Linked DNA regions of Homo sapiens: region 1 is linked to region 2. Evidence: read pairs that join two places in POLR2A ChIA-PET (ENCODE). Cell type or tissue: Panc1. All regions are shown on one strand. Links, peaks and the distances in the headings refer to the core of each region. The heading gives the core; the rest is flanking DNA. Region 1 overlaps LOC107984869 (a long non-coding RNA gene). Region 2 overlaps MYH11 (myosin heavy chain 11).

The links. ChIA-PET counts read pairs that join two places held together with the same protein. Peaks named below come from ENCODE experiments on the same cell type or tissue, not always from the same donor. Only the 100,000 strongest peaks of a DNase experiment are listed, where the experiment ranks them.
Region 1: POLR2A ChIA-PET joins it to region 2 with 8 read pairs; 4 of 35 experiments call an interaction of 5 or more read pairs at or near these places.

What each region holds. Positions count from the first base shown.
Region 1 is chr16:15,896,149-15,911,871 of GRCh38, forward strand. LOC107984869 (a long non-coding RNA gene) reads right to left here. Exons shown (of 3, transcript XR_001752339.2): 2 at 8,433-8,513; 3 at 6,400-6,844. Among named protein-coding and RNA genes, the nearest start is that of CEP20, 15 kb to the left of the region's middle. RefSeq lists an enhancer at 3,090-4,289. In Panc1, for the core only: no CTCF peak of the experiment used is centred there; no DNase peak of the experiment used is centred there.
Region 2 is chr16:15,840,539-15,856,261 of GRCh38, forward strand. All of the region lies in intron 1 of MYH11 (myosin heavy chain 11), which reads right to left. Among named protein-coding and RNA genes, the nearest start is that of MYH11, 8.6 kb to the right of the region's middle. In Panc1, for the core only: no CTCF peak of the experiment used is centred there; a DNase peak (open chromatin) is centred at 8,823.

The sequences.
Region 1 (15,723 bases), core at 7,543-10,042, 55 kb after region 2:
ATTTTTTGTAGAGATGGGGTCTCACCATGTTGCTCAAGCTGATCTCAAATTCTTGGGCTCAAGCAATCCTCCTGCCTCGAACTCCCAAAGGCCTGGGGTTGCAGGCATAAAACACCACACCCAGCCTTACTTTTGTCCATAGACTTATTTTAATTTATTAATTAATTTATTTATTTGAGACTGAGTCTTGCTCTATTGCCCAGGCTGGAGTGCAGTGGCACGATCTGGGCTCACTGCAACCTCCGCCTCCCAGGTTCAAGCAATTCTAGTGCCTCAGCCTCCCGAGCAGCTGGGATTACAGGTGCACACCATCATGCCTGGCTAATTTTTGTATTTTTAGTAGAGACAGGGTTTCACCATGTTGGCCAGGCTGGTTTCGAACTCCTGACCTCAAGTGATCCTCCTGTCTCGGCCTCCCAAAGTGCTGGGATTACAGGTGTGAGCCACCGTGCCCAGCCTAATTTTAACTTTTAACTATGTACATGCATTACTGTGCACAACCAGCTGTGGGCAAGTACAGCCCAATAGCCCCTCCTCTTCACTGTCTTGAGTATCTCTTGCTCGTTGTTGAGGGCCCGTCTAGCGCCATGCCCCATAGGCTGCCTATAGGAGTCCTTTTGACCCTTCAGGCACCCACACAATTGTGGAAATGTGGCTGGACCAACAAATAGTGGGAGTGAGTGGTAATCCATGTGTGACATGCGAGAGGTGCACATTTTTTTCTCTCTCTCTTTTTTTTTTCCATAGAAATATAAAATGTTTGTAGAAATGTAAAATCTTTTGTTTTTCTTTTTTTTTATTTTTCCAGACAGGGGTTAACTCTGTCACCCAAGTTGGGCTGCAGTGGTGCAGTCACAGCTCACTGCAGCCTCAACATCCCAGTCTAAGGGATCCTCCCACCTCAGCCTCCTGAGTAGCTGGGACTACAGGTGTGTGTCATCACACCTGGCTACTTCTTTTATTTTCTGTAGAAGCAGAGTCTCGCTATGTTGCCCAGGCTAGTCTTAAACTCCTGGTCTCAAACAAATTCTCCCACCTCAGCCTCCCAAAGTGCTGGGATTACAGGCATGAGGCACTATGCCCAGCCTGTAATCTTATTAGCACACAGCCATGCCCCCCACTTTTTTTTTTTTTATTTTTGAGAGAGGTTCTCACTCTCACCCAGGCTGGAGTGCAGTGGCATGATAAGGGGTCACTGCAGCTTCAACCTCCCCTGGCTCAGGCAATCCTCCCATCTCATCCTCCCAAGTAGCTGGGACTACTTGTGCATGCCACCATGCCCAGCTAATTTTTTGTATTTTTTGTAGAGATAGGGTTTCGCCATGTTGCTCAGACTGGTCTTGAACTCCTAGATTCAAGCATTCTGCCCACCTCAGCCTCCCAAAGTGCTGGGATTAATTACAGGCGTGAGCCACCGCATCTGGCCGCCTGCCTGTTTCTTAATGCATTGTCTATGGGCGCTTTTACACGGCAACAGAGGAATTGAGAAGCTGCAACAGAACTCACTTAAAATATTTTACCCGGCACTTGAAGAAAACATTTGTCCACTCTTGAATTCTTTTTCATACTTTTTCTAGGCCACAGGTATATTATTAACAGATTAACCATTATTTTTTTTTTCAGCTATAGCCAATAATAATAAAAAAGAGCAACTCACATTGATGGTGCCCTTATTGTGTGTGTGTCGTTTCATGGCATCCTGAAGACAGCTGAGAGACAGATGTGATCATGCCTGTTTTACAGATGGAAACTGAGGTTTGGAGGGTTGAAGTTGCTTCTGAGTAAATGGCTGAGTCAGTGCAACTTGACCCCAGTTCTGCTCCACTCACCCAACGTTGCTCAGCCGTTTTCGGTTGTTTCAGTTTCACTGCAGACACTTCTCTGTTCTCCCCCTGCCCTCCTTCTCTCCCCCAAACTCTCTCTCTTCCTTCTCCTCCTTTCTCTTCTTCTGCTCCCCAATCCCCCTCCTCCTCTTTCATCTTCTTCCTCCTCCTCCTTCCTCCTCCCAGCCCTCCTCCTCCTCCTCAACCTCCTCCCCTTCTATCTCCTCCCCCTCCTCCTCTTTCTTCTCCCTCGCCCTCCTCTCTTCTTTTCTCTCCCCCAACCCCCTCTCTACTGGGCCTTTGCATGTGCCCATCCCCCAGCCTGGAAACTTCCTCCTGTTCTGGTTAATTTCTGCTCATTCTCCAGGTCTCAGTCTACCTTTTTGTTGTCGTTGTTGTTGTTGTTGAGACGGAGTCTCGTTCTGTTGCCCAGGCTGGAGTGCAGTGGTGCGATCTCGGCTCACCGCAAGCCCCGCCTCCCAGGTTCACGCCATTCTCCTGCCTCAGCCTCCCGAGTAGCTGGGACTACAGGTGTGCGCCACTGCACCTGGCTAATTTTTCGTATTTTTAGTAGAGATGCGGTTTCACCATGTTGGCCAGGCTGGTCTCAAACTCCTGGGCTCAAGCGATCCACTTGCCTCAGCCTCCCAAAGTGCTGGGATTACAGGCATGAGCCACCGTGCCTGGTCTCCAGGTCTGTTTAAATGTCATTTCTTCCTAAAGCTTTCCTGGCTAATTCGATTCTTCTTCTCAAATGTATCTTGGGGGGTGAAAGGTCTGAGAAGAGGGAGGGGCATAGAGATAAAGGAAGCTTCCAACAGAGGTGCATCACCAATGCCCTTCTCCCAGGTCCGAGGTCATACCCCTGGCTCGAGGGGAGGCGGCTTCCGATGCCTGGTCCATGCTGGGGTATCAAGTTCCAGCCCTCTCACCCCAGTTTGGGACAATTCTGTAGGACCGCCTCACTGGCAGAGCTTGCTGAGGGAGTAAGCTGAGGCCTTTGTAGGCCACAAGGTTGAGACCAGCCTGAGCATCATAGTAGGGCCTTGTTTCTATGAAAACATTTTTTTAAAAAATGAAACTTCCCACATGACAATTTTTTTTTTTGAGACGGAGTCTCACTCTGTCACCCAGGCTGGAGTGCAATGGTGCGATCTCAGCTCACTGCCACTTCCGCCTCCCAGGTTCAAGTGATTCTCATCTCAGCCTCTCAAGTAGCTGAGATTACAGGTGCCCACCACCACACCTGGCTAATTTTTATATATTTTAGTAGAGATGGGGTCTCGCCATGTTGGCCAGGCTGGTCTTGAACTCCTGACTTCAAGTGATCCGCTCATCTCTGCCTCCCAAAGTGCTGGGATTACAGCCATGAGCCACAGCGCCCGGCTTCCCCATGACAATTTTAAACATGAGAACTATGTATATGCCACAGTCTGGAACTTGGGATCTCAAATAATCTTGGATTCCTTGTTCTCAGTCCCCATACAGAAGGGAGGAGGGCTGGCCTTTGGACTCCCCCAAATCTGGGTTCGAATCCCAGCTCCACCACTGCAAGTCTGGTTGCTCTGGACCAGTTACTTAACGTTCTCTAAATGTCAGTTACATCCGTGAGATAAGCTACCTCGCGGGACTTCATTCAGTCCTTCTTCAAATATCTGTAGAATATTTGTAGGCTGAGGCCTTTGCTGGGACCGTGGAGAAGCCCAACTTCCTCCTCCCTTTCCCCCACTTCCTAGGCTTTGATCCAGCCCTGGAGCCTTGATCGAATTGATCTCTCTTTCAAGTCTTCCAGGGAGGCTGTGACTCAATCCTAGAAACCAGGGGCAGGTCCAGGCTGCCTGTGGTCTACTTGCTCCACTTCCTCAGGTGCTCAAGGGTGACTCATCACTCAGTAAGTTCAGAGCAGAGGGCGTTCTCCTCAATGTGTGCCAGGAGCACAGCAGGAATGTAGGCACCCTCAGAGCTCCCCAGAATTCCCTAACCCTGGACCACACTGTGGCATTGCAGCCTATGTGGGGCTGAGGCTCTGTTTCACATTGGGTGCCCAATGGACTGCTTTACAGGACAGATGCCTTGTTATCCTGCTCTGCTCCGGTAGAACAAATATTTGTAGAAGGACCGAATGAAGTCCTGCAAGGTAGCTCATCTCACAGACGAAACTGATGTTTAGAGAACATTAAATAACTGGCCCAGAGCAACCAGACTTAAAGTGGTGGAGCTGGGATTCAAACCCAGATTTGGGGGAGTCCAAAGGCCAGCCCTCCTCCCTTCTGTATGGGGACTGAGAACACGGAATCCATGACCATTTGAGATCCCAAGTTCCAGACTGTGGCATGTACATAGTTCTCATGATTAAAATTGTCACGTGAGAAGTTTCATTAAAATTTTTTTTTTTTTTTTTTTTTTTTGTAGAGACAAGGTCTCACTATGTTGTCCAGGCTGGTCTCAAGCTCCTGACCTCAAGCGATCCTCCTGCCTCAGCCTACCAAATTGTTGGGATTGTAGGTGTGAACCACTGCACTCTGCCCAGAGGTTTCAAAGTGAACTTTTTTTCTTTAATCAAGATGGGGTCTCACTATGTTGCCCAGACTGGTCTCAAACTCCTGAGCTCAAGCGATCCTCCCGCCTTGGCATCCCAAATTGCTGGGCTTACAGGCATGAGCCACTGCACCTGGCCTCAAAGTGGAATGTTTTTAGTGGGGGGAAGGTGCTGGATATTACTGTCAGTCCTTTAGAGGAAGTAAAATAAATCCTACAGGTACATTGACATTCTCAGGTCACTTTCAGAGGGATGAGCAATAAATTCATTCAATGCCTTCTTTACTAAAAGCATTAGAGATAAAGAAATTCTGGAAGTAAATCTTGCTGAAATGCATTTTGTCAGGGGAACTCAGTTGAACAAAAACTAAAGGTTGAGTTCAGAAAAGGTAAATGTCTTTTACCAAGATTTAGTTCTTTTCTTCCAGGTAGATATGCCTTTTCTTAGGATCTGGAGTGAGAGGCTGTTGGAAAATAAGGGTTGGGGAAAGCCACAGATGGAATTTTACAAATTGGAGACAGCTACTTAATAGAAACGGCATCTCATCAGACAAGTCAAGGCAACTGTTGAAAATATGACATGTCTCTCTATCAGCCATTCATGGCCCAGGACACTATGGCAACCAAATCCAAACTGCTGGTTCAAAGAGATTAGTCTGAATCCCAAAAGAATCCTAATTCTCTCCTGATTTATTAAGGAAGAAAACAACAACCGCCTTTATTTGCAATATTATTGCATTGCATGCAATCCTAGGAAAAGGTGTGGCTGTTATTTTTGAAGAAGTACTCACCCTATACTAGATACAGTATGAAACATTATTCATGCGTCATTGCATTTATTTCTCACGTGATCTCAAGAGGTAGATGCTACTGTCATCCTGATTTTAAGATGAAGAAAGCAAGCCTTAGGGAGTTAAAGGGAACTGCCCAAGGTCAAACAGCTGGAAAGAGACTTGGCCAGACGCAAAAACAGTCTGATGCCCGGTTCAAGGTCCTTTAGTTTCATCTGTCCAGTAAGTAGACAGAGTATTTGATACTTGGGCTGGACTAGACAAATCTATGATGTGTAATTGTTCTGTGAACTCACAGATCCTAGCGTGAAGAGTTTTTTGTTTTGTTTTGTTTTGGTTTTTTTAGATGCAGTTTCGCTCTTCTTGCCTACGCTGGAGTGCAATGGCGTGATCTTGGCTCACTGCAACCTCCACCTTCCGGGTACAAGTGATTCTCCTGCCTCAGCCTCCTGAGTAGCTGGGACTACAGGCACCCACCACCACGCCCGGCTAATTTTTTGTATTTTTAGTAGAGATGGGGTTTCACTATGTTGGCCAGGCTGGTCTCAAACTCCTGACCTCAAGTGATCCACCCGCCTCAGCCTCTCAAATTGCTGGGATTACAGGCGTGAGCCACTGTGCCCGGCCTTTTTTTTTTTTTTTTTTTAGATAGGGTCTTGCTCTGTCGCCCAGGCTAGAGTGCAGTGGTACAATCATAGCTCACTGTAGCCTTGAATTCCTGGGCTCAAGCGATTCTCCCACCTCAACCTCCCTGAGTGGCTGGGACTACAGGTGCGTACCATTACAACACCTGGCTAATTTTTTTTTATTTTTTAATATTTTGTAGAGACAAATTCTTGTTATGTTACCCAAGGTGGTATTGAACTCCTGGCCTCAAGTGATCCTCCCACCTTGTCCTCCCAAAGTTCTGAGATTACAGGTGTGAGCCACTGTGCTTAACCAAGTGAAGACTTTTTTGGCTAGCTCAACCCTGTAATTCCAGCACTTTGGGAGGCCGAGGTGGGTGGATCACCTGAGGTCAGGAGTTCAACACCAGCACGGCCAACATGGCAAAACCCTGTCTCTACTAAAAATACAAAAATTAGCTGGGCATGGTGGTGGGCGCCTGTAGTCCGAGCTACTCAGGAGGCTGAGGCAGGAGAATTGCTGGAACCTGGGAGGCGGAGGCTGCAGTGAGCCGAGATCACACCACTGCACTCCAGTCTGGACGACAGAGCAAGACTCTGTCTCAAAAAAAACCCCAAAAACAAAAAACAAAAATCAAAACAAACAAAAAGCCCAAAGGAGGACTTTTTCATGCTGATAAAGAATGTAGGATAAACCTGATACCCTCTCCAAAATCTCTTCCAATTTTCCTAACCTCTGTACCAATGAGGACTTCCTTTCCTTTCTGACTTTCGATCAATGTAACAAAAATAAAATTGAAGCAGAGAAGGGTTAAGTATGTTGCTCAAGGTCTTGCAGGTGATTTGGGTTAGAGCCAATCTTGAACTCAGCCAGGTGAGGTGGCACCTGGTTCCATGACTGGACCCTCCCTGCTGCCCTGGTTTGCGAGAAGATTCTTACACACATGTCCCTGATCTCCTTGAAGCTTTGATTTTCCACCTAGAGCCCCACTGCAGCATCCTGGTTATCTGCGCAAGCTCTGTTGTTACACTGAACTGGATGGTGAATCCTGGGTACCTGTGTGGCCTTGGGCAAAAAAAAAAAAAAAAAAAAAAGCACCTCTCTGAGCTTCCATTTCTTTCATTCTTTCTTTCCCTTTCCCCTCTCCTCCCCTCCCCTCCCCTCCCCTTCTCTCTCTCTCTCTCTCTCTCTCTCTCTCTCTTTCTTTGTTGGAGTCTCCGTCTGTTGTGCAGGCTGGAGTGCAGTGGCGCAATCTTGGCTTGCTACAACCTCTGCCTCCTGGCTTCAAGCAATTCTCCTGCCTTGGCCCCCCTGACGAGCTGGGATTACAGGCATGCACCACCATGCCAGCTAATGTTTGTATTTTTGTAGAGATGGGGTTTTGCCATGTTGGCCAGGCTGGTCTCAAACTTCTGACCTCAAGTATTACGCCCATTTTGGCCTCCCAAAGTGCTGGGATTACAGGTGTGAGCCACCACACACGTTCTTGGGCCTCCATTTCTACAGCTATTAAAAGGAGGCCATAATAGTACCTAACTCCTGGGATATTATCGTGGCTAAAATGAGCTAATGGGCCAGGTGCGGTGGCTCACATCTGTAATCCCAGTACTTTCGGAGGCCGAGGCGGGTGGATTACCTGAGGTCAGGAGTTCGAGATCAGCCTGGCCAACATGGCGAAAGCCCGTCTCTACTAAAAATACAAAAATTAGCCAGGTGTGGTGGCTTGCACCTGTAGTCCCAGCTACTCGGGAGTCTGGGGCAAGAGAATCGCTTGAACCCAGGAGGTGGAGGTTGCAGTGAGCTGAGATTGTGCCACTGCACTCCAGCCTGAGTGACAGAGCTAGACTCCATCTCAAAAACTAATAATAATAATAATAATAATAATAATAATAATAATAATAATATCATAATAAGATGGGCCTGGCGCGGTGGCTCACGCCTGTAATCCCAGCACTTTACTCTACTAAATCTCTACTAAAAATACAAAAATTAGCCAGGTGTGGTGGCGGGTGCCTGTAATCCCAGCTACTTGGGAGGCTGAGGCAGGAGAATCACTTGAACCTGGGAGGCGGAGGTTGAAGTGAGCCAAGATGGCGCCATTGCACTCCAGCCTGGGAAACAGGAGTGAAACTCTGTCTCAAAAAAATTAAATAAATAAATAAGTAAATAAATAAATAAAATGAACTAATGCATGAAGAGCACTTAGTTAAATTAAATAAATAAATAAAATTTTTAAAAAATAAAATTAATTAAATAATAAATAAATAAATAAAATGAACTAATGCATGCAACAACTTAGCACAGTGCCTAGGACATAATAGGCACTCGATAAGTGGGCTGGGCGTAGTGGCTCATGCCTGTAATCTGAGCACTCTGGGAGGCTGAGGCGGGCAGATCACCTGAGCTCAGGAGTTCAAGACCACCCTGGGCAACATGGCGAAACCCCATCTGTACAAAAATTACAAAAATTAGCTGACCATGGTGATACCCACCTGCAGTTCCAGCTACTTGGGAGGCTGAGGTGGGAGGATCACTTGAGCCCGGGAGACTAAGGTTGCTGTGAGCCCAGATCATGCCACTACACTCCAGCCTGGTGGACAAAGCTAGACCCTGTCACACACACACACACACACAAAAGTGGCTATTTCCTCACCATTCCCCCCTTGGCAGGTCACAGCCCAGTCCACTCCACTCCTCCATGGTCTCCATTCTTGTCGCCTCGACACCAGATGGCCTGGATTAGGTGTGTAAGAACATATTTATGCTCCAGTTTTCTCTTGTCAAATTCCTCATCCTTCCTCTCCCCTTCCCAGATGTTCTCCATTCTCCGCAAATCCTCTACCTCACCTCCATCTTCCACCTGCTCTTTGGTCACTCTGTCTCCTACTCAACTAGGAAGACCCTAGGAACCCTCCACTTGGACCCTAAATCTCTTTGCATTTTAACCTTTCATTCATGAATTCATTCATTCGAAAGATATTATTGAGCATCTACTATGTACCAGGCACTAAGGATACTAGAGTAAATATAATAAACAGGATCCTGGCTGGGTGAGGTGGCTCATGCCTGTAATCTCAGCACTTTCGGAGGTAAAGGTGGGTGGATCGCTTGAGGTCAGGAGTTCGAGACCAGCCTGGCCAACATGACAAAACCCGTCTCTAGTAACAATACAAAAATTATCTGGGCATGGTGGTGGCACATGCCTGTAATCCTAGCAACTTGGGAGGCTGAGGCAGGAGAATCGCTTGAACCCAGGAAGTGGAGGTTGCAGTGAGCTGAGATCACACCACTGCACTCTAGCCTGTGCAACAGAGCAAGACTTTGTCTCAAAAAAGTAAACACGGTCTCTACTCACATAGAGCTCACTGGCCAAGAGAAAGGGCAGCAATTCATCAAATATTTAATTACAAACTCAGATAAATACTATAATGAAAAATGCAGAGATTCTGAGACAGTCAGGGGCCATAACCTAGCCTAGGTTGGTGGTTATGGAAGGCTTCCATATCAGCATGTGTTTCTTTCTTTCTTTTTCTTTTTTCTTTTCTTTTCTTTTTTTCTTTTTCTTTTTTTTTTTTGAGATGGCGTCTTGCTCTGTTGCCCAGGTTGGAGTGCAGTGGCACCGTCTCATCTCACTGCAACTTCCACCTCCCAGGTTCAAGCAATTCTCATGCCTCAGCCTCCCAAGTAGCTGGGGTTACAGGCTTGTGCCAACACACCTGGCTAATTTTTGTATTTTTAGTGGAGTGCAGTGGAACCATCTCGGCTCACTGCAACTTCTGCCTCCCAGGTTCAAGCGATTCTCATGCCTCGGCCTCCCAAGCAGCTGGGATTACAGGCGTGTGCCACCACACCTGGCTAATTTTTGTGTTTTTAGTAGAGATGAGGTTTCACAAAGTTAGCCAGGTTGGACAGCACGAGTTTCTATGCAACACACTGTCCTAAAACTTAGTGGCTTAAAACAACAACAATCATTGATTTCACCCCCAAATCTGCAATTTGGGCAGGATGTGGCCTGGACAGCAAGTCTGTGTTCCACATGCCATGCTCAACATGGGGCAGCTTGACAGGGGCTGGAGGACCCACTTTTTTTTGGTTGTCTCTGAGATATAATTTACATGCCATAAATTTCACCATGTGAAACCATACAATTCAATGCTTTTTAGTATATTCACAGGATTGTACAACTATTGCTATCTAATTCCACGATATTTCCTTTTCCCTAAAAAGAAATCCTATACTTATCTGGATGTGGTGGCGCACACCTGTGGTCCCAGCTACTCGGGAGGCTGAGACAGGGGGATCAATTGAGCCCAAGAGTTCCAGGCTGCAGTGAGCTATGATCGCACCATTGCACTCCAGCCTGGGTGACAGAATGAGACCCTGTTTCTAAACAACAATGACAAGAACAACAACAACAGAATATATACCATTAGCAGTCTCTTCTATTCCCTCTTCCCCTAGTCCCTGGAAACACTCATCTATCTTCTGTCTTTATAGATCTGTCTGTTCTAGACACTTCAAATGGAATATACACTACGTGGCCTATTGTGTCTGGCTTCTGTCACTGAGTACAATGTTATCAAGATTCTGGAAGACCCACTTTGTGGATGGCTCAGTCACATGGCTGGCAATTTGGTATTTGCTGTCAGGTGGGAACTCAGCCAGGGCTGTGGGCAGGGATCCCATTTCTTCTCTATGGGGGCCCCCTCCACGGGCTGCTTGAGCTTCCTTATGGCATGGTGGTTGGGTTCCAAGATGGAGCATCCTAACAGAGCCAAGTGGGAGCTTTTCATATCTTTTTTTTTTTTTTCAATTGAGACAAAGTCTCACTGTCACCCAGGCTGGTGTGCAGTGGCATGATCTTGGCTCACTGCCACCTCCACTTCCTGGGTTCAAGTGATTCTTGTGCCTCAGCCTCCTAAGTAGCTGGGACTACAAGTGAGCGCCACCACGCCCAGCTAATTATTGTATTTTTAGTAGAGGCTAGGTTTGCCATGTTGGCCAGGCTGGCATATTTATTAAAAAAAAAAAAGAGAGAGAGAGAGAGACAGGGTCTTGCTTGTTGCCCTTGGCAGGTCACAGCCCAGTCCACTCCACTCCTCCATGGTCTTGAACTCCTAGTCTCAAATGATCCTCCTGCCTCATCCTTCCAAAGTGCTGAGATTACAGATGTGAGCCACGATGTCCGGCCAGCTTTTCACCTTTTATGACCAGTTTCAGAAGTCACACCATGTCACTTCCACAGTAGCCTCAAGCTCGTCTGGATTCAAGGGAAGGGAACACAGACCACCCTTCACAACAGGAGTGTCAAAGTCACCTTGTTTGCGTTTTAACTTTTCATTAATGCATTCATTCATTCAAAAGATATTATTGGCCAGGTGCAGTGGCTCAAACCTATAATCACAGCACCTTGGGAGGCTGAGGCGGATGGATCACCTGAGGTCTGGAGTTAGAGACCAGCCTGGCCAACATGGTGAAACCCCGTCTCTACTAAAAATACAAAAATTAGCTGGGTGTAGTGGCATGCGCCTGTAATCCCAGCTACTTGGGAGGCTGAGGCAGGAAAATCGCTTGAACCCGGGAAGTGGAGGTTGCAGTGAGCCGAGATTGCGTCATTGCATTCCAGCCTGGGTGACAAGAGTGAAAATCCATCTCAAAAAAAAAAAAAAAAAAAAAAAAGTCACACCATGTCAGTTCCACAGTAGCCTCAAGCTCATCTGGATTCAACGGAAGGGAACACAGGCCACCCTTCTCAATAAGAGTGTAAGATCACTTTGTTTACATTTTAACCTTTTATTCATGCATGCGTTCATTCAAAAGATATTATTGAGCATCTACTCATGAATGAATAATTGTGGCCACTTTTGGAAAATACAAGTGCTACAGCTTCCCTGAGAAGATGATGTTGGGGCTGACAGCTGAAGGATAAGCAGGTGTTACTTAGGCACAGGTATGGAAGAGCATTCAAAAAACACAGAACAACGTGTTCAAAAGACCCGGGGGAACAATTAGCACACTGGAGGAACTTAAGGCGGCCTTGAGTGGCAGAGGCAGAGAGAAAGGCACTTGTCTGTTGTGTGCTTTCCATGACTGCTGTTTCCACTCAGCCTTCATTGTCCATTTTTTCAGAAACAGTACCCTAAATTCCCTTTGGGGAACCATTGACTCACCCGCCCTCAGCCCTCTCAGTGGGGCTGGCTGCAGGGGTGGGTGTTAAGACCCAGGTCTAGCCATTCAAGACAGTTCACCCAGCCTCGCCAGTCTCACTGATTGGTTCGGGTGTGGTCATGTGACACTCAGAAGGGCCAATGAGGCTCAAACCCAAGACATCTGCTGCAGCTATTGGACAAGACAGAGTGTATTGCCTTGGGGTTGCTAGGTAGGATAGAGGCAGGAGTGGTTGGGTGTCACCTTTGCCTCTGCCAGAGAATAACCTGTTGAAATGACACCAACAAAGAGAAAGTAGAACGAAGTGACACAGACCATTGAGCTCCTGGACTATGACCAAAGCCAGCTCTGCCACTGGACATTTTAGATTCATGGGCCAATACATGATGGTTTAGGCTAATTTGAATTTCTGTCACCTGGAATCAAGAGTACTGTTTAAAGGCACCATCGGTGGGCGCAGTGGCTCATGCCTGTAATCCCAGCACTTTGGGAGGCCGAGGCGGGTGGATCACCCGAGGTCAGGAGTTTGAGACCACCTTGGCCAAAATGGCGAAACTCCATCTCTACTAAAAATACAGAAAATAGCCGGGCATGGTGGCACGTGCCTGTAATCCCAGCAACTAGAGGGTCTGAGGCAGGAGGATGGCTTGAACCTGGGAGGCAGAGGTTGCAGTGAGCCATGATTGTGCCACTGCACTCCAGCCTGGGCAACAGAGTGAGACTCCATCTCAAAAAACAAACAAACAAACAAATAAATAAATAAAGACACTATGGTTAGGATTTTTCTCTTCCTGTCCCTAACTACACATTCTCCATTCCTGGTTCTTACGTACCACTTCAGAAGCCTCCAGCACTTCATCTGGCCTCTCTTCCTTCTCTCTCTCTTTCATTTCTTATTTTTTTTGAGACAGAGTCTCGATCTGTCACCCAGGCTGGAGCGCAGTGGCGCAATCTTGGCTCACTGCAACCTCCACCTCCAAGGCTCAAGTGATCCTCCAGCCTCAGCCTCCTGAGTAGCTGGGATTACAGGCACACACCACCACTCCAAGCTAACTTTTTGTATTTTTAGTAGAGACTGGTTTTTGCCATGTTGCCCAGGCTGGTCCCAAACTTCTGGCCCCAAACTTCTGGCAGATCAAGTGATCCACCTACCTCGGCCTCCCAAAGTGCTGGGATTACAGGTGTGAGCCACTGCATCTAGCCTTCTCTCTTTTTTTTGTGATCAATAAATGTTTGTTTATTGCATCTTGGTCTGAATGTCATATTAAATTTGGGGTTCCAAAAAACTCTAGAAAACATTTATGAGAACTTGGGAGGTGGAGGTTGCAGTGAGCCGAGATCGCGCCACTGCACTCCAGCCTGGGTGACAGATTGACACTTCGTCTCGCCAAAAAAAACAAACAAACAAAAAAAAAAAACAAAAAAAGAAAAAAAGAACTAAATGTCCCTGAATATAAAATGGTAGGTAAGAACAGTAATTGGCTTGTCGATCAATGATGAATCAAACAGAAAATGCGTGACAGATTATGGGGAAGTTTAAAATGTCCAAATATTATGTCCCAGAAGAATTTGTCTAGATAATAGATCTTCCTCAGTCCCTTTCAGGGGATGGATGGATAGTGGACATACTTGGGCAGGTTTATTCAGGGTAAGCTGGAGGAATGTGTCAAATAGGTAGCTACCTATCTGATTTACTTTCATCCTATTTTTTCTGCTCTTAAAACAAAATAACCTCCTATTGGTTAAACTTTTTTTTTTTTTTGGTTGCAAATCAAACTCTCTTACTGGTTTTAAAATATCAATTTCTTTTCTTTTTCTGTTTCTTTTTTTTTTTGAGGCGGAGTCTCACTCTGTGACCCAGGCTGGAGTGCAATGGCATGGTCTTGGCTCACTGCCACCTCCGCCTCCCGGGTTCAAGCGATTCTCCTGCTTCAGGCTCCTGAGTAGCTGGGACTAGAGGCATGTGCCACCACACCTAGCTAATTTTTGTATTTTTAGTAGAGACAGGGTTTCATCATGTTGGCCAGGCTGGTCTCGAACTTCTGATCTTGTGATCTGCCCGCCTTGGCCTCCCAAAGTGCTGGGATTACAGGCGTGAGCCACCGTGCCTATCCTATTTTTTTTCTTTTTCTTTTTCTTTTTTTAAGATGAAGTCACTCTCTGTTGCACAGGCTGGAGTGCAGTAGCACGATCTTGGCTCACTGCATCTTTTGCCTCCTGGGTTCAAGCGATTCTCAGCCTCCTGAGTAGCTAGGACTATAGGCGCGCGCCACCACGCCTGGCTAATTTTTGTATTTTTTTACAGAGGGGGTTTCACTATGTTGGCCAGGCTGGTCTCGAACTCCTGACCTGAAGTGATCCACCCACCTTGGCCTCCCAAAGCGCTGGGACTACAGGCATGAGTCACCACGCCTGGCCAAAAAAAAGATTAATCTTAAACATAACCAGAAGTCTAGATGTTTGACAGGTTTATTTATTTATTGAGACAAGGTCTAGCTCTGTTGCCCAGGCTGGAGTGCAGTGGCGTGATCTCTTGGGTCACTGCAACCTCCACCTGTGGGTTCAAGACACCCTCCCATCTCAGCCTCCTGAGTAGCTGGGACTACCTGCCTGGCTAAGTTTTGTATTTTTAGTAGAGACCAGGTTTCACCATGTTGCCCAGGCTGGTCTTGAACTCCTGGCCTCAAGTGATCCAGCACCTGGCCTCCTAAAGTTCTGGGATTACAGGCGTTGGCCACCATGCCTGGTCAGTTTGGCAGGTTTAAGGGTTGACTTATGCCTGTGACTGTGGCTATCTTTCTTTATATTCTCATGGCTTACCCCAGGCTGGCCACTTGTAATATATGGTCATCTTAACCAAATTAGAAAAAGGTATTCCAGTTGATGTGGTGGCTCACGCCTGTAGTCCCAGCACTTTGGGAGACCAAGGTGGGTAGGTCTCTTGAGCCCAGGAGTTTGAGATCAGCCTGGGCAACATAACAAGACCTCGTCTCTACAAAAAATACAAAAATTAGCTGGGCATGATTGTGCATGCCTGTAGTCACAGCTACTCGAGAGGCTGAGGTGGAGCCCAGAAGGCAGAGGTTGTAGTGAGCCAAGATGGGACCACTGCACCCCAGCCTGGGCAACAGAGCCAACCTGTCTTAAAAAACAAAAAACAAAAAACCTGACATGGGACTTTGAATATTCTAGTATTGAATGAATGAGGAATAAAGAGATGGATGGGTGGATGGATGGACGGACAGATGAATGAATTGATAGATGGATGAGTTGAATGGGTGATGGAAGGATGGATGGATGGACAGGTGGATGAATGGATGGATGGGTGGTGGATGAATGGATGGACAACTGAATGAATGAATGAATGAATAGATTGACAAGTGGATGGGTGATGGGTGGAAGGATAGATGGTCAGATGGATGGGCCATGGACGGATGAACGGACAGATGGATGAGAGAGAGAGAGAGATTCCTCTGGGCAGCAGACAATTTCCTTAAAAACAAACAAACAAAATCTCCTTTTTCGGGAAGATACAACCACACATACGGGCTGAATGTCAGCCCCCAATCATCTACTCGGCACTTCCATAGCACAGGGCACAATTTTGGGCAAGTGCTCATTTCGTGAGGACCACAGACAGGCACCATTTTTTTAAGGGTTGGTGGGATGATCACCACTGTTTGAGGCCTTATATTCAAGGATTACAATGTTCAGAGGAGAAAATAGAACGACTTCCAGGATCTCTGCCAGAGCGCCAGGAAGAACTTCCTCGGAAA
Region 2 (15,723 bases), core at 7,703-10,202:
CTGGGCAACATAAGAAGCCCCTGTCTCTGTAAAAAAATTAAAAATTAGCCTGGCACGGTGGTGCATGCCTACGGTTCCAGCTACTCAGGAGGCTAAGACGGGAAGATGGCTAGAGCCCAGGAGGTCAAGGCTGCAGTGAGTTGTAATCATGCCACTGCACTCCAGCCTGGGCCACAGAGCGAGACCCTGTCTCAAAACCATCCAACCAAACAACTAAAAAAATCATTATGGACCCCATGAACATGTATGATTATTTGTCAATTAAGAAATAAATTTTTTAAGTTGAAAAAACTCACTCAAGCTGTACACTTAAAAAAACTTGAATTTGTTTTAAATCGGTGAGTTTTACTTTATATAGATTATACCTCAATAAAGCTGATTAAAATATTTGTCATAAAGTATTTGTCTTCATTTTATATGTTTGTGTGTACATTTCTAAAAGTCTAGAAAACTGCATACCAAAATATTATACTAGGGTTCTATCTGGTCAAATACGAGACAGTGTGAATATCAATAAGAAAAATAATTATATGTCCATCACCCTAACACCCCAAAAAGGGTGGAAAGACAAATATATTTAAATGCATTTGTTCAAAATGATTTTTGTTGTTGTTGTTTGAGATGGAGTCTTGCTCTGTTGTCTATGCTGGAGGGCAGTGGTGCAATCTTGGCTCACTGCAACCTCTGCCTCTGGGTTCAAGCGATTCTCCTGCCTTAGCTTCCCGAGTAACTAGGATTACAGGCGTGCACCATCACACCCAGCTAATTTTTGTATTTTTAGTAGAGACGGGGCTTCGCCAAGTTGGCCAGGCTGGTCTCAAACTCCTGACCTCAAGTGATCCACCAGCCTCGGGCTCTCAAAGTGAAGGGATTACAGGCATGAGCCACTGTGCCCAGCCCCAAATGCATTATTTTTTAAATGGGTACAGAAAGTGGGGTGGAAATGTGAAAATCTTGATTCTGCGTTTTCTATACAAATTGTTCCTTAGGGTAACTAAATTAAGAAGGGGAAGTCTCTCTTGATGGAAGATTAGGTCATTAAATGTCCTGTCTACATGGGAAGCCCATGGATGGTAGATTCACGTTATCTGTCGTTATCCAGATGTGTTTATGAGGAGAGGGACAGAGACAACACACTCTATAGGCCTGTCCGGCCCCCCGTTCCTGACTCTCTGACCATAGCTGCAGGGGCTGTCCTGGAAACACTGGCTTACAGCCCCTTCTACCTCTTGCTGCTGGGCTCCAAAGAACTGAGTTGCTGGCTAAGTGAGGACATATGGCCACCAGGATCTATGCGTGGTTGACATCCCTCCTTCAGCAGGGAATTCACAACTCCTTTGAATTCACTGATAATCCCCACGCTTGGGCCCCAAATCCCACAGCGACAGAATAAAGACCCATGTCCCACTCCTGGATCCCTAGAGCTGAGCAGCCAACTCCTGAAACCCAACCTTTTGGGTGATGCAGATTTTGCAAGACAGAATGGGAGTGGCAGATATTCCAATACCTATTTTTTTCCTTTCAGGGCTGAAAATAATAATTAAAAAACTAATTTTAAGAACCTGCTGCTGGGTGCAGTGGCTCATGCCTGTAATCCCAGCACTTTGGGAGGCCAAGGCCGGTGGAACACCTGAGGTCAGGAGTTCGAGACCAGCCTGGCCAACATGTGAAACCCCATCTCTACTAAAAATACGAAAAGTTGCTGGGCGTGGTAGCATGCGCCTACAATCCCAGCTACTCGGGAGGCTGAGGCAGGAGAATCACTTGAACCCGGGAGGTGGAGGTTGCAGTGAGCCAAGATTGTGCCTCTCACCGCACTCCAGCCTGGGCAGTAAGAGCGAAACTCAGTCTCAAAAAAACGAAAAACAAACCTGGAAGTTGATTTGCTCAGAGATTTTCTGCTGGGAGACCTGATATCGTAGCTGATGAAAAAAAAGTGGCGGCTAGGTGCGGTGGCTCACACCTGTAATCCTAGCACTTTGTTGGGGCTGAGGTAGGAGGATTGCTTGAGGTCCGGAGTTCAAGACCAGCTGGCCAACGTGGCGAAACCTGATCTCTACTAAAAACACAAAAATATTAGCTGGGCTTGGTGGCAGGCACCTGTAATCCTAGCTACTCGGGAGGCTGAGGCACGAGAATTGCTTGAACCCAGGAAGCAGAGGTTGCAGTGAGCTGAGATGGTGCCACTGCACTCTGGCCCAGGCAACAGAGCAAGACTTCATCCAAAAAAAAAAAAAAAAAAAAAAAAAAAAGGGCAGAGAAATGAGGAAATCCCATCTAAATCTGAATAATCACTTCAGATATCCAGAAAGAGAAATAAAGATCTGGTAGACAACATGTATTGTCCTAAGTTTAACAATCCTCCTTTCTGCATTTTAAAATTGTTATTGAATTTGGCTTAGCTCATAGTAAGACCAACAGTGTCCTGCCCCTGACTCCAGTTACCCTATCTTAAAAAAGACTCCCTTCTACATGGAAGAATTCCAGCGAATACATGCAGAACAATAAAACTAGGATGTAACTGTTTATAAAGCTAATAGTGGGTCTCAAGCTGGGCACGGTGGTTCACACCTGTAATCCCAGCACTTTGAGAGGCCCAGGTGGGCGGACCACCTGAGGTCAAGAGTTTGAGGCCAGCCTGGTCAACATGGGAAAACCCTGTCTCTACTAAAAAATACAAAAATTAGCTGGGCATAGTGGCATGTGCCTGTAATTCCAGCTACTCAGGAGGCTGAGGCAGGAGAATTACTTGAACTCCAAAGGTGGAGGTTGCAATGAGCCGAGATCATGCCACTGTACTCCAGCCTGGACAACAGAGCAAGACTTTGCCAAGGAAGGAAGGAAGGAAAGAAAGAAGAAAGGAAGGAAGAGGCCGGGCACAGTGGCTCACACCTGTAATCCCAGCACTTTGGGAGGCTGAGGCGGGCAGATCACGAAGTCAAGAGATCGAGACCATCCTGGCTAACACGGCAAAACCCTGTCTCTACTAAAAAAAAAAAAAAAAATTAGCCGGGCGTGGTGGCGGCCGCGTGTAGTCCCAGCTACTCTGGAGGCTGAGGCAGGAGAATGGTGTGAACCTGGGAGGCGGAGCTTGCAGTGAGTGGGTGAGTGGAGATGCGCCGCTGCACTCCAGCCTGGACGACAGAGTGAGACTCCGTCTCAAAAAAAAAAAAAGAAAGAAAGGAAGAAAGAAAGGGTCTTGGCAAGTTGGCAAGTTCTACCAGTAATTGCTAAAACCATTAGGCCAATGGGGCTCACATTTCCTGGTGCATTAGCTTCTGAGTCAGTAGGACTGGGATGGGGCCCAAGAATATGCATTCCTAACCAGCTTCCGGGTGATGATGATGATGCTGGTCTAGGGTCCCCACCACAAGACTGACTATATCAGATGAAGAGCTCTTGTGGAATTTTTAAGGGATGGGTCCGCCTGCCATCACCTAAATCTACTAATTAACCCTAACATCACAAAAAGAGAGAGCTGACTAGACATTATAAACATTACATGCCTGCAGATGGGCCACTACAGGAAGTGCCGTTACCACTAATGACATATTCTTGCTCAAAAGAAAAGGGGATGGAGATGGGGGATGAAGGTGATGAAGCCTCCAGATCTGACGCCTGTCTATGGAAAATGCAAGGCACAGGAGAGCATGCTAAACAATGCAGTAAACTCCCAAAGGTGAGAGACTATGCTCTGTCGCCCAGCTAGAGTGCAATGGCGGGATCTTGGCTCACTGCAACCTCCACCTCCTAGGTTCAAGTGATTCTCCTGCCTCAGCCTCCCGAGGAGCTAGGATTACAGGTGCATGCCACCACGCCTGGCTGATTTTTGTATTTTTAGTAGAGACGGGGTTTCACCATATTGTCCAGGCTGGTCTCAAACTCCTGACCTCAGGTGATCTACCGGCCTTGGCCTCTCAAAGTGCTGACATTACAGGTGTGAGCCACCACGCTCGGCCAGTACTCTCTTTCTTTAACAAATAAAATACAAACAAAAAGGAGGGGAACCCATAGATTAAAAAATAATTGAAAGAAAAGAGGCTGGCAGTAGCCCACATGTATAATCCCATATTTTGGGAGGCCAAGGCAGGAGGATTGCTTGAGCCCAGGAGTTCGAGACCAGACTGGGCATTATAGCAAGACCCCATCCCTTAAAAAAAATATCAGCCAGGCATGATGATGCGTGCTTGTAGTCCCAGCTACTAGGAGGCTGAGGCAGGAGGGTTGCTTGAGCCCAGGAGTTTGAGGCTGCAGTGAGCTATGATTACATCACTGCACTCCAGCCTGGGTGTCAGGGTGAGACCCTGTCTCAAAAAAGAGAAAGCCACAGAGAACGAGAACATTTCATAAATATAGGGCATTTTCATTAGCCTAAAAGATCTTTCTGAGCCTAAATAAAGTACAAGTTCATTGGTGCTGGCAACATTTGATTGGTTGCCTCCTCTTGAGAGGTAAGATAACCTGTAGTCATGTAAAGACACCCAGACTTTGCAATCAGATGCTAATTCAAACGTGACTCTGCCACTGCAGAATGCGTGCTTCTGGGTGACTTACGTAGATCTGAGACTCAGATTTACTGTATATTAATACTGGGGACCTAACGGGTGCCCTGCAGAGCTGCCATGAAGTTTAGATGAAACTCTCTACACCAAGCTTGTCTAACCTGCAGCCCACAGGCTGCATGGGGCCCAGGACGGCTTTGAATGTGGCCCGATACAAATTCATAAACTTTCTTAAAACAGTATGATATTTTTTCGCGATTTTTTTTTTTTTTTTTAGCTCATCAGCTATCATTAGTGCTAGTGTATTTTACGTGTGGCCCAAGACAATTCTTCTTTTTCTGGGGTGGCCCAGGGAAGCCAAAAGATAGGACACCCCTGATCTACACCAAGTACCTTCTGTTTCTATACCCTTTCTCACTTCCGGTGACTCTAAGCCACTTCGCTCATTCCTAACCAATAGCATTTACTACTGTTGGATGTTTTAATTATGTTTATTTCTGGACAGCCATAGTCACAGAAGTGGCTTGATACGACGCGTCTTCTTTTAATAGTATAACCAAGGTTAGTTTAAACAGGCAGCAAAATAGGAAATGCGGCAAAATATTCAATCATTCCCTGATAATCTCTTGTTTCTTAAGGTGTCGCAGCAGATCGTGTGTGTGTGTGTGAGAGAGAGAGAGAGAAAAAGAAGGAGAGAGAGAGAGAGAAACTGGAGGATGCGTAAGAGAAATGGGAGGGTGTGAAGATGAAGTAAGATTGATCACAAGTAGGCCGAGTGTGATGGCTCATGCCTATAATCCCAGAACTTTGGGAGGCTGAGGTGGGAGGATAACTTGAGGTCAGGAGTTTGAGACCAGCTTGGCCAACATTGTGAAACCCTGTCTCTACTAAAAATACAAAAATTAAAAATTAGCCAGGATTGGTGGTACGTGCCTGTAGCCCCAGCTACTTGGGAGGCTGAGTCAGGAGAATCACTTGAACCCGGGAGGTGGAGGTTGCCGTAAGCCGACATCATACCACTACACTCCAGCCTTGGCGACAGAGTCAGCCTCCATCTCAAAAAAAAAGAAGTGTCAGAGCTGGGACCCAAACCTGGGTCTCATTCTGGAGTCTATTTGGTTCTGCCTTTCACATAAGGTGGGTGGGCTTGTCAGATGCCCATAAAGGAATCAATCCTGTAAGGCACCTGGCACAGTACCTGACACATTACAAACACCCAAAATAGGACTCGAATCAGGTGAAGTAAACTACAGCTCCACACCACAAAAAAGGACATCTCACAACACATCCTTGAGCAAAAGAAGGTGGTCACAAAAAGCACAGGTTCTGTGACTATTGAACTGAGGTCCAAAACCAGGCAGAATTAATCTACGGTGATAGAACTCAGATAAGGAATGAATGAGTCTCCGGTGTGCAATGATTGCAAGGACAGAACGTGAGGGGGGCTTGTGAGGGTTGACCTCTAGATCTTCATCTGAATGCCAGCCCTATGAGTGTTCACTTTCTGAAAATTCATCAAACTGTTGGGCCAGGTGACATGGCTCACGCCTGTAATCCCAGCACTTTGAGAAGCCAAGATGGGAGGACCACTTGAGCCCAGGAGTTTGAGACCAGCCTGGCCAACACAGCAAGACCCATCTCTAAGAAAAAATGTTTTTTAATTACCTGTGTGGAAGACTGAGGTAGGAGGATAACCTGAGCCCAGGAGGCTGAGACCGGCCTGGTCAACATGGTGAAACCTTGTCTCTAGCAAACATACAAAAATTAACCGGTTGTGATAGTGTGCACCTGCAGTCCCAGCTACTCAGGAGGCTGAGGTGGGAGGATCACTTAAGCTCAGGAGGTCGGGGATGCAGTGAGCCATGATCATGCCACTGCACTGCAGCCTGGGTGACAGAGTGAGACCCCCATCTATAAAAAATATATCCTCTTGAAAATTCATCAAGCTGCACACTTTTTTGCACATCAAGCGTACTTTTTTGGTTGTAAAGTACACTTCATTTTCCTTCCCTCTTATCTTTAATTGTGGTAAAATACAGCTAACATTCACCACCTCGGCCACTTAAACACAGTTCAGTAGCATTAAGTATATTGATATTCTTGTGCAATAATGAAGAGTTTGTGCAGATGGTAGCCAATTACATCCCAAGAGGGCTAGGAGAGTGTTTCATTTGTTCTAAGCACTATGACAAGTAAAGTGGACTTCTTTTTTTTTTTTTTTTTTTTCTGAGACAGGGTCTTGCTCTGTCGCCCAGGCTGGAGTGCAGTGGCATGACCTCAGCTCACGGCAACCTCCGCCTCCCAGGCTCAAGTGATCCTCCCACCCCAGCCTCCCAAATAGTTGGGACCACAGGCACCTGCCACCATGCCCAGCTATTTTCCTGTATTCTTTGTAGAGACGGGGTTTCACCATGTTGTCCAGGCTGAGGTCTTGAACTCCTGACCTCAAGTGATCTGCCTGCCTCGGTCTCCCAAAGTGCTGGGATTACAGGCATGAGCCGCTGTGCCCAGCCCTAAGTGGGCTCTTCCTAATTGCCATGTGGATGAGTTGCCTTAAAAGTCAGAAAAAATAGCAAAAGCTACAACAGAAAAATAAAAGGACACGCACGCCTCCATTGCCTGGGACCCTGTCTAACCTCAGACTTAAAAACACAAACAAGATCAAGTGCAAAGATTCAGTCTCTGTACAAAAAAGGAGAGCTTGGAGCAGGCTGGATTCCCTCTGGCTTTGATGTCTCTGACAGTTACGACGTGCAAAATCTGCTTTGGTCAAAAGACAGCAAGATGGGGGATGAGAAGCTTCGACTCATGCTAGAATGGTGTTTTCCATAGCATGCCCCTTGGAACCCTAATTCCCTGAAATATCTGGGCTGGGGTGGAGCTGCGGAGGTTGAGAAGCTCTTCAAACAGTGGCGCAGTCAAGGTCAAATCCATCTGGAAGGTGCTACATATTCCCCTTTCCCTCATTGAGACACAAAACACACAACAGGACACTTGAGTCTCTGGCAGATCCGGAAACCTGAAAGCTGTTTTGCTCCTACGAGCCTTGGGTCCCCAAAACAACATTTAGCCACAGATTTGCCAAATGTTTTGAGAATGTTTTCCTAAAAATTTGCCAAATTTTTGAGAAAATTCAGTGAGCCTGACAAATTAATAATACTAATACTAGTAATAATAGTTGCTAAGTCTTTTTTTTTTTTTTTTTTTTTTGACACAGAGTCTCGCTCTGTTACCCAGGCTGGAGTGCAGTGACGCAATCTCAGCTCACTGCAACCTCCACGTTTCTGGGTTCAAGTGATTCTCGTGCCTCAGCCTCCCAAGTAGCTGGGACTACAGGCATGCGCTACCATGCCTGGCTAATTTTTGTATTTTTAGTAGAGATGAGGTTTCACCATATTGGCCAGGCTGGTCTTGAACTCCAGGCCTCAAGCAATCCTCCCACCTTGGCCCCCCAAAGTGCTGGGATTACAGGCGTGAGCCACCGCAGCTGGCCACAAACTCTGCACTGTGACTCTTGGGCTGCGTCATTCTGTGTCGTGAGGGGAGCTCTTCCGTGCATTGTGGGATGTTCCGCAGCATCCCTGGTCTCTGCCCACCTGATGCCAGTAGCACCCCTTCCTCCACTCATGACAATCAAAAATGTCTCCAGACACTGCTAGATGTCCCCTGGGGTGGCAAAACTGCTTCCAGTTGAGAACCACAGCTTTAGAATAAAAACAAGGGCTGTCTTGGGAAAGGCAGTTAAAGCTGAGAGCAGCTCTCACTTAGTCAAACTCAACTCGGAATACCAACTGCAGAAGATCAGACGGGGGCAAGGTGAACACACTGGACCAGAGACGGACCGCCAGTTGGCCCAACCCCAGGGACACTCTTCATCTACCTTGATGCACCTTCCCAACCCTCCCTCCTCCACCATCGCTCATGTTTAAGGTCCTGCATCAGCTCCAAGGGCTGAAAGGACATCTCTGAAATTACTACCCAGAACTGCTGACCACGAAGTACAGTTCACTCATCAAGAGCTGCTCTCAATGTTTTTGGTTGGGGGAAGGGTCTCACTATATGCCCAGGGTGGAGTGCAGTGGTGCAATCATAGCTTACTGCAGGCTCAAACTCATGGGCTCAAGGGATCCTCCCACCTCAGGTGTGGGCCACTATGCCCGGCTTATTTTTTGTAGAGATGGGGGTCTTGCTATTTTGCCTAGGCTGGTCTCAAACTCCTGATCTCAAATGATCCTCCTGCCTTGGCTTCCCAAAGCTCTAGGATGACAGGCGTGAGTCACCTCGTCCAACTTTCTCGAATGTTTGGATGAAAACAAATGACTCTGTCACCTTTGGCATTAGCGATGTTTGACACATCTGAGTGTGTCAGCCTTGTTTACAGTCCTGTCCTGACCAACAACTGCTTCATTCTTTTTTTTTGAGACAGGGTCTGGCTCTGTTGCCCAGGCTAGAGTGAAGTGGCGCGATCTCTGCTTTCTGCAAACTCTGCCTCCCAGGCTCAAGCCATTCTCCCACCTCAGCCTCCCAAGTAGCTGGGATCACAGGCACGCACCAGAACACCCAGCTAATTTTTTAATTCTTGCATTTTTTTGTAGAGACAGGGGTCTCACTTTGTGGCCCAGGCTGGTCTCAAACTCCTGAGCTCAAGCGATCTGCCTGCCTCAGCCTCCCAAAGTGCTAGGATTACAAGCATGAGCCACCGCGCCCAGGCTGCTTCATTTTTTGAGCACAAACAAGCTAATCATTAGCCTCTGGAAGACCTTAGGATGTCAAGTAACGAGTCTCAGCTTTGCCCCAAACCTGCTGGGTGACTCTGGACAAGTCACTTGCCCTCTCTGGGCCTTGTATTTTTCATTTAGGGAAAATAAATCAATGGTAGGCTGGCCCAGCTCTACCATTTTATGGGACCCGTCTGTGACTCCCAGTCAAAGGGCTGAAACTGGACCAACTGAGAATGTCAGGTTGCTTTAGTTTGTTTTACCATCAGTTTCATTTTTCCCAGAAGAACTCAGGGGCAAAAGATCTTGCCCTCTCTGCTTCAGCATTAATAAAAAGTAAATTAGGCCGGGCATGGTGGCTGATGCCTGTAATCCCAGTACTTCGGGAGGCCGAGGCAGGCGGATAACCTGAGGTCAGTAGTTCAAGACCAGCCTGGCCAACATGGTGAAACCCCGTCTCTACTAAAAATACAAAAAATAGCCAGGTGTGGTGGTGGGCGCCTGTAATACCAGCTACTCAGGAGGCTGAGGAAGGAGAATCGCTTGAACCCAGGAGGTGGAGGGTGCAGTGAGCTGAGATCCCATCACTGCACTCCAGCCTGGGCGACAAGAGCAAAACTCTGTCTTGAAAATAAATAAATAAATAGTAAATTAAATATCCCAGAGCCCAGAGAGTATAGGATTTGCACATCACCTCACCTGGTCAACAGCTTCCCTCAGGATTTTACTGCCAAGCCATTGGCTAAAGATTTTGGACCAGAGACAAAAACCCAAATGTTTTTGGAGATCAGGTAAGTAATACAGAGTGACCCAGACCAGATGTTAGAGTATTGCTTATATTCTAAATACCATGCAGGGTTCAGCACTGTGGCTCACGTCTGTAATCCCAACACTGGGAGGCCAAGGCAGGCAGTTCGCTTGAGCTTAGGAGTTTGACACCAGCCTGCGCAACATGGTGAAACCCCATCTCTACAGAAAATACAAAAATTAGCCAGGCATGGCAGCACATGCCGGTAGTCCCAGCTACTCGGGAGGCTGAGGTGGGAAGATCGCTTGAGCCTGGGAGGTAGAGGTTGCAGTGAGCCAAGATCATGCCACTGCACTCTAGCCTGGGTGACAGAGTGAGACTCCATCTCAAAAAGAAAAAAAAGAAAAAAGAAAAATTGCTCATATTCTAAATGTCATAAAGGGCTGGATACAGTGGTTCACACCTGTAATCCAAGAACTATGGGAGGCCAAGCCAAGAGGATTGCTTGAATTAGGAGCTCTAGACTAGCCTGGGCAGCACAGTGAGATCCCATCTCTATTTCAAATAAACGAATGAATGAATGCCACACAGGCAAAACAGAAGTTCTCTGAACCTGATCTGCAACACAATTCGCCAGCTGGAAGGACCTCTGCAGTGGAAATCCTCGCTCAAGGCCTGGTCCAGGTGTAGGGAGGCATCAAATGTGTCGCAGGGAGAGGCACTGGGCACTCTAAATGCACCTGCTTGGCAGGTCCCCAGTAGTACCAAAAAGGCAGTTTAGATCTATTATTCATAACAGCCACTGTATTTATTGGGCCCCTTGTATTCATCAGGTATCAGGCCAGACAGCTTCCTATATAGACCATCTCACTGTCTCCTAAGCGCTCTGTAAGGTGGCATCACCTGCTATTGCTATTTTCCTGCTAAGATGACCGAGGTCCTGGAAGGTAAATGCAAGACCCCCACTTGTAAAATTTGGAGTCAGGAGTACAATCCAGAATCTAATCCTAGTTTTCTGCTAAGAGTAAATGGACACCCGATTAATTCTTAGCAGAAAGTCCCTTTCTTGCCCCTGACCCTACTCCACCATTTCTACCCTCCCCTCACCATTCACATCCCCCCACCTCCCAAGGGCTTGTTCCCAAGAAAGCCCTACTTCACTTTTACAGGAAAAAAAGTGAATGGTGAACCTGTCACATTCTTATTGCCTTGTGACATCTGCCTAATCATCTGAATACCAATGGTTTCAAGTAACTCCAGAAAGAAGTTCTCTTAATGCATAACACTATTTTTTCCTCCCAACCAAGAGAACTTGGTTGGCAAGAGTTACGGTAGCCCCTGTGAAGGATGCTTCTGGAAGCGAGCAAGAACTGATTATTTCTGGCCCTAAAAGCCCCACTGTGTTTTATATTTTACAATTCTGGCATACCACAGCTTAAAATAAATGTATAGTCTCCTATGTCAGGGGTCCCCAACCCTTGTGCTGCAGTATCAGTCAATGGCCTGTTAGGAACCAGGCCACATAGCAGGAGGGGACGGTGGGTGAGTGACCATCACTGCCTAAGCTCCGCCTCCTGTCAGATAAGCAGCATTAGATTTTCACAGAAGCACAAACCCTATTGCCAACTCCACCTGCAAGGGATCTAGGTTGTACGTTCCTTATGAGAATCTAACCAATGCCTGATGATGAGGTGGGACAGTTTCATCCCAAAACCATCCTCCCCACTCCACCCTGGAAAATATTGTCTTCCACGAAACCAGTCTCTGGTGCCAAGAGGATGGGGACTGCTGTCATATGTGACTGCAACAAGTTGCAATTTGCAATGCCTTTTTTTTTTTTTTTTTGAGACCGAGTCTCACTCTTTGCCCAGGCTGGAGTGCAGTGGTGTGATCTCGGCTCAATGCAACCTCTGCCTCTGAGGCTCAAGCGATTCTCGTGCCTCAGCCTCCCGAGTAGCTGGGATTACAGGTGCCCACGACCATGCCCAGATAATTTTTGTATTTTTAGTAGAGATAGGGTTTAGCAGAGACCATGTTGGCCAGGCTGGTCTTGAACTCCTGACCTCAGGTGACCCACCTGCTGCGGCCTCCCAAAGTGCTGGGATTACAGGCGTGAGCCACTGCACCTGGTCTGCAATGTCTTTAGCCAGTCATTTGCAATATCTATTAATTTTAGATACGCATGCCCTTTAACTCAGCAAGCGCATTTCTGGGAATTTATCCTACAGATAAATTCATATAATTAGACAAAAAGTCCAAGGATGAAAGAGTGGCATTATCTATTATTCCCATTTTCCTGCTAAGCCTATCGGGGTCTTGAAAGGTAAATGCAAGGCCCTCCCTTGCAAAAGTTGGGGAACCAGGATTAGAATCCCGATCTGTTTGAAGCCTAATTTACTCAGAGATGGCATTAGCGATGTTTGACACATCTGAATATGTCAGCCCTATTCACAGTCCTGTCCTAACAACTCACTGCTTCATCCCTTGAGCACAAACAAGCTATTCATTAGCCTGTGGAAGATCCTTAGGTCTTCGAGTTACAAGTCTCAGCTCTGCCCAAAACTCGCTGGGTGATGCTAGGCAAGTCACTTGCCCTCTCTGGGCCTTGTATTTTTCAGCCTGGTACAGTAAAGTTCTATGCCCCTCACCTTTTTTTTGAGACAGAGTCTCACTCTGTTGCCCAGGCTAGAGAACAGTGATGCAATCAGGGCCCACGGCAGCCTTGAACTCCTGGGCTCAAGCAATCCTCCTGCCTCACTCAACCTCCTGAATAACTAGGACTACAGATGCATGCCACCATGCCCAGCTCATTTTAAAAATTTTTTTGTAGAGATGGTGCCTCGCTATGTTGCCCACTCTGGTCTCAAACTCCTGACTTCAAGCCATCCCCCCACCTCAGCCTCCCAAATTGCTGGGATTACAGGTATGACCTGCCATACCTGGCCTCTATGGCCCTTTCCTAGCAACTTTGATGAGGTTGTTCCTCCTTAGCCCCTGAAACCCTGATACAAGTCACAGATGTCCGACCTCCCCTTTCAGCCACTGTGAGCAGCTTCTTCCTCTGTCCTTGGATCACATACAAGGTTTCTTTCAAATTCTTGCCTGCCTTTCTCTAAATTCAGTCTTTCCTCCATTGTGTGGCCAGGGTTAAAAGTTGAAAGGTCAGGAGTGGAAGGAGAAGACCTAGAGAGCAAAAAGGCCATCCCTTAAAGTATGCCATCAAGACCCTAAATAAGCCAGGCGCGGTGGCTCACGCCTGTAATCTGAGCACTTTGGGAGACCAAGCCAGGCGAATCACTTGAGGTCAGCGGTTCGAGACCAGCCTGGCCAATATGGTGAAACCCCATCTCTACTAAAAATACAAAAAATTAGCCAGGCATGGTGGTGGGCGCCTATAAACCCAGCTACTCTCTACTCAGGAGGCTGAGGCTGGAGAAGTGCCTGAACCTAGGAGGCGGAGGTTGCAGTGAGCCAAGATCGCACCACTGCACTCCAGCCTGGGCGACAGAGCAAGACTCTGTCTCAAAAACAAACAAACAAAACCCTAAACAAATGTAATTGGAATTTGTAACATTCCCAATCCAGGTAAGGAATGGTAGCTTAATATATTAAAGATTCTAATCACCACTTTCAGCCCAAATAGAAACGAGGTTTATGAGATCAAAGGGAAGAAAATTAAGAGAAGCTTCTCCTTTAACGGCCACATAGTTTAGGCTTCCCGGTTCTGCCAAAGATGAGCCATGCCATACTGAGCAAACATCTTGAACTCTCTGGTTGTGTTTGCTATAAATAACCATCACTGAAGCTTACCAGGGGCCAGGCACTGTGCTAAACCCTTCATACACATTAGCTCATCAAATCCTCCCATGAGGGTAATCTGTGAAACTCTGGAGTTAGAAAGACCTAGATTTGTAGAATCTTCTTTTCCTTACTGGTTAGCTGAGCTATCTTAAGCAAGTTATTCAGACTCCATATGTGTAAAATAAAGCCAGTTAGAATAACAGTATCTACTCTAAAGGGTTGTTATGAAGACGTAAGATAATGTCCACAAAGCGTTTAGCATCTCGCCAGGCAAAAGTGCCCAAAAAACATGAGTTATTCTCATTAGCCCCATTTCCCGGATGAGAAAGTGAGGTTTGGGGAGGTGCGGGAGATGATTTTTAAATTTGCTTATGGCCTTCTATGATTCTACTGGATTGAATATTGAACTTGGTTTTCAAGAAAAATCTACTATATATCTGCTCTTGGAATTACACGCTTGTGCCTAACGTGGAAGACCCACCTGTTTGGATTCAAGACCTGTGGAAAGGAGACAATTCCCTCCCACCCCCCACCCAAAAAAATCAAACCTCTGAATAAGAGGGGGTAGGAAAAAAGAATCCCACTTTCCTCCCAAATCTCTTCTCCTTAGGGTTTCTCCACTAGTTCTTCAATGGGTGAGGGACATGGTAGACAAATCCCCAGGGCCAGGACCAACCGGGCTGCGGTGCAAGGCTGGGTAACTGACGAGGGGGCCGGGGATGGCCTCATGGAAAACGCTTCCATAAATGGGCATGTTTGCCTCAATCTCTGCCCTCCCACGGAAAAGTAATGATAACAAATCCATAACAGATACCTTGTACGGAATAACACATCTATTTCGGACATGATAATAAAAAAACATGGTGTTTACAAGGCAAGCCTGGCGGCTTCTCGGAAAAGACCCAGCTAGTTCACGTTCTGGACTCTCGGCATGGCAGCCCACCTAGGGTCACTGGTTTCAGCTAGGTCACCCCCTCAATCAGGGGACAAACAGTGCCTTTTATTTTAAATGTGCAAAAAGTCAGTTTATGTTTTCTTCAAAGGACACGGTGATAAACATTTACTTTGTTGGAAGCATTTAGTCCCACCAGAAACCTGACCCCAACAAGTTTGTGTCCATGGTAAAGAAGAAAGATAGTGGGGTCAAGGGTATGAACTTGGACTCAAACTGACCCGGGAATGGGTTCTACCACTTGCTGGCTGTGTGACACTTTACCTCTCTGAGCCTCAGCTGCCTTGTATACTAAACAGGCATCATAAAGCCTTTCTTATGAAGTTGTTGCAAAGATTAAATGAGATAAATTAAGTTAAATGTTGCAACAGCATGTGGCACTGAAGTGTTCCATCAACGGTAGCTATCTCAAAGGGAAAACATCAATTTCCTTCAAACAAAATTCTCTATCTTATTTCACACCCTGCCACCTAATGACTTTCAGTTCAGCGTCAAGTTCCGTCTCTGAACAATTCTAAAATAGTATCGTTGAGTAAATCAAAGAAACAAAAAACTATGCAAAGCAGTTTATTAATAGCCTGCATTCTTTTTGCCAAACCCCGGACGGACAGTTCACCATTTAATCTCTCAGTTCTTCATACTGCAACTAAACACTCCCACCTTGGGTTTCTAAATATTTTCTTTTACTTCTTGACAAGCATGGCTTTGGATGGTACCTTTTCTCAAGTGGCAAAATCCCTACCAGACCCTGTGCTGGAAGAAAACTTACAACAGGCAGTAGCCACACTTTCTCTCGTTTTACCCATTTGGTTGGGCACGAGAGTGGCATTGACACAGGTGGCTCTGCGGGAAATTCTAGTGTAATCTTACCTAACGCACCTGCAGATCGTGGAAGCAAATGGAGACTTTGGAGCCCACCTGGGTATCTGGGGGCCCTTTGGGGTCAACCTGGGTGAGTTGTTTTTTTTTTTTTTAATTTGGAGAAGAGGAAAAAGTGGGCTG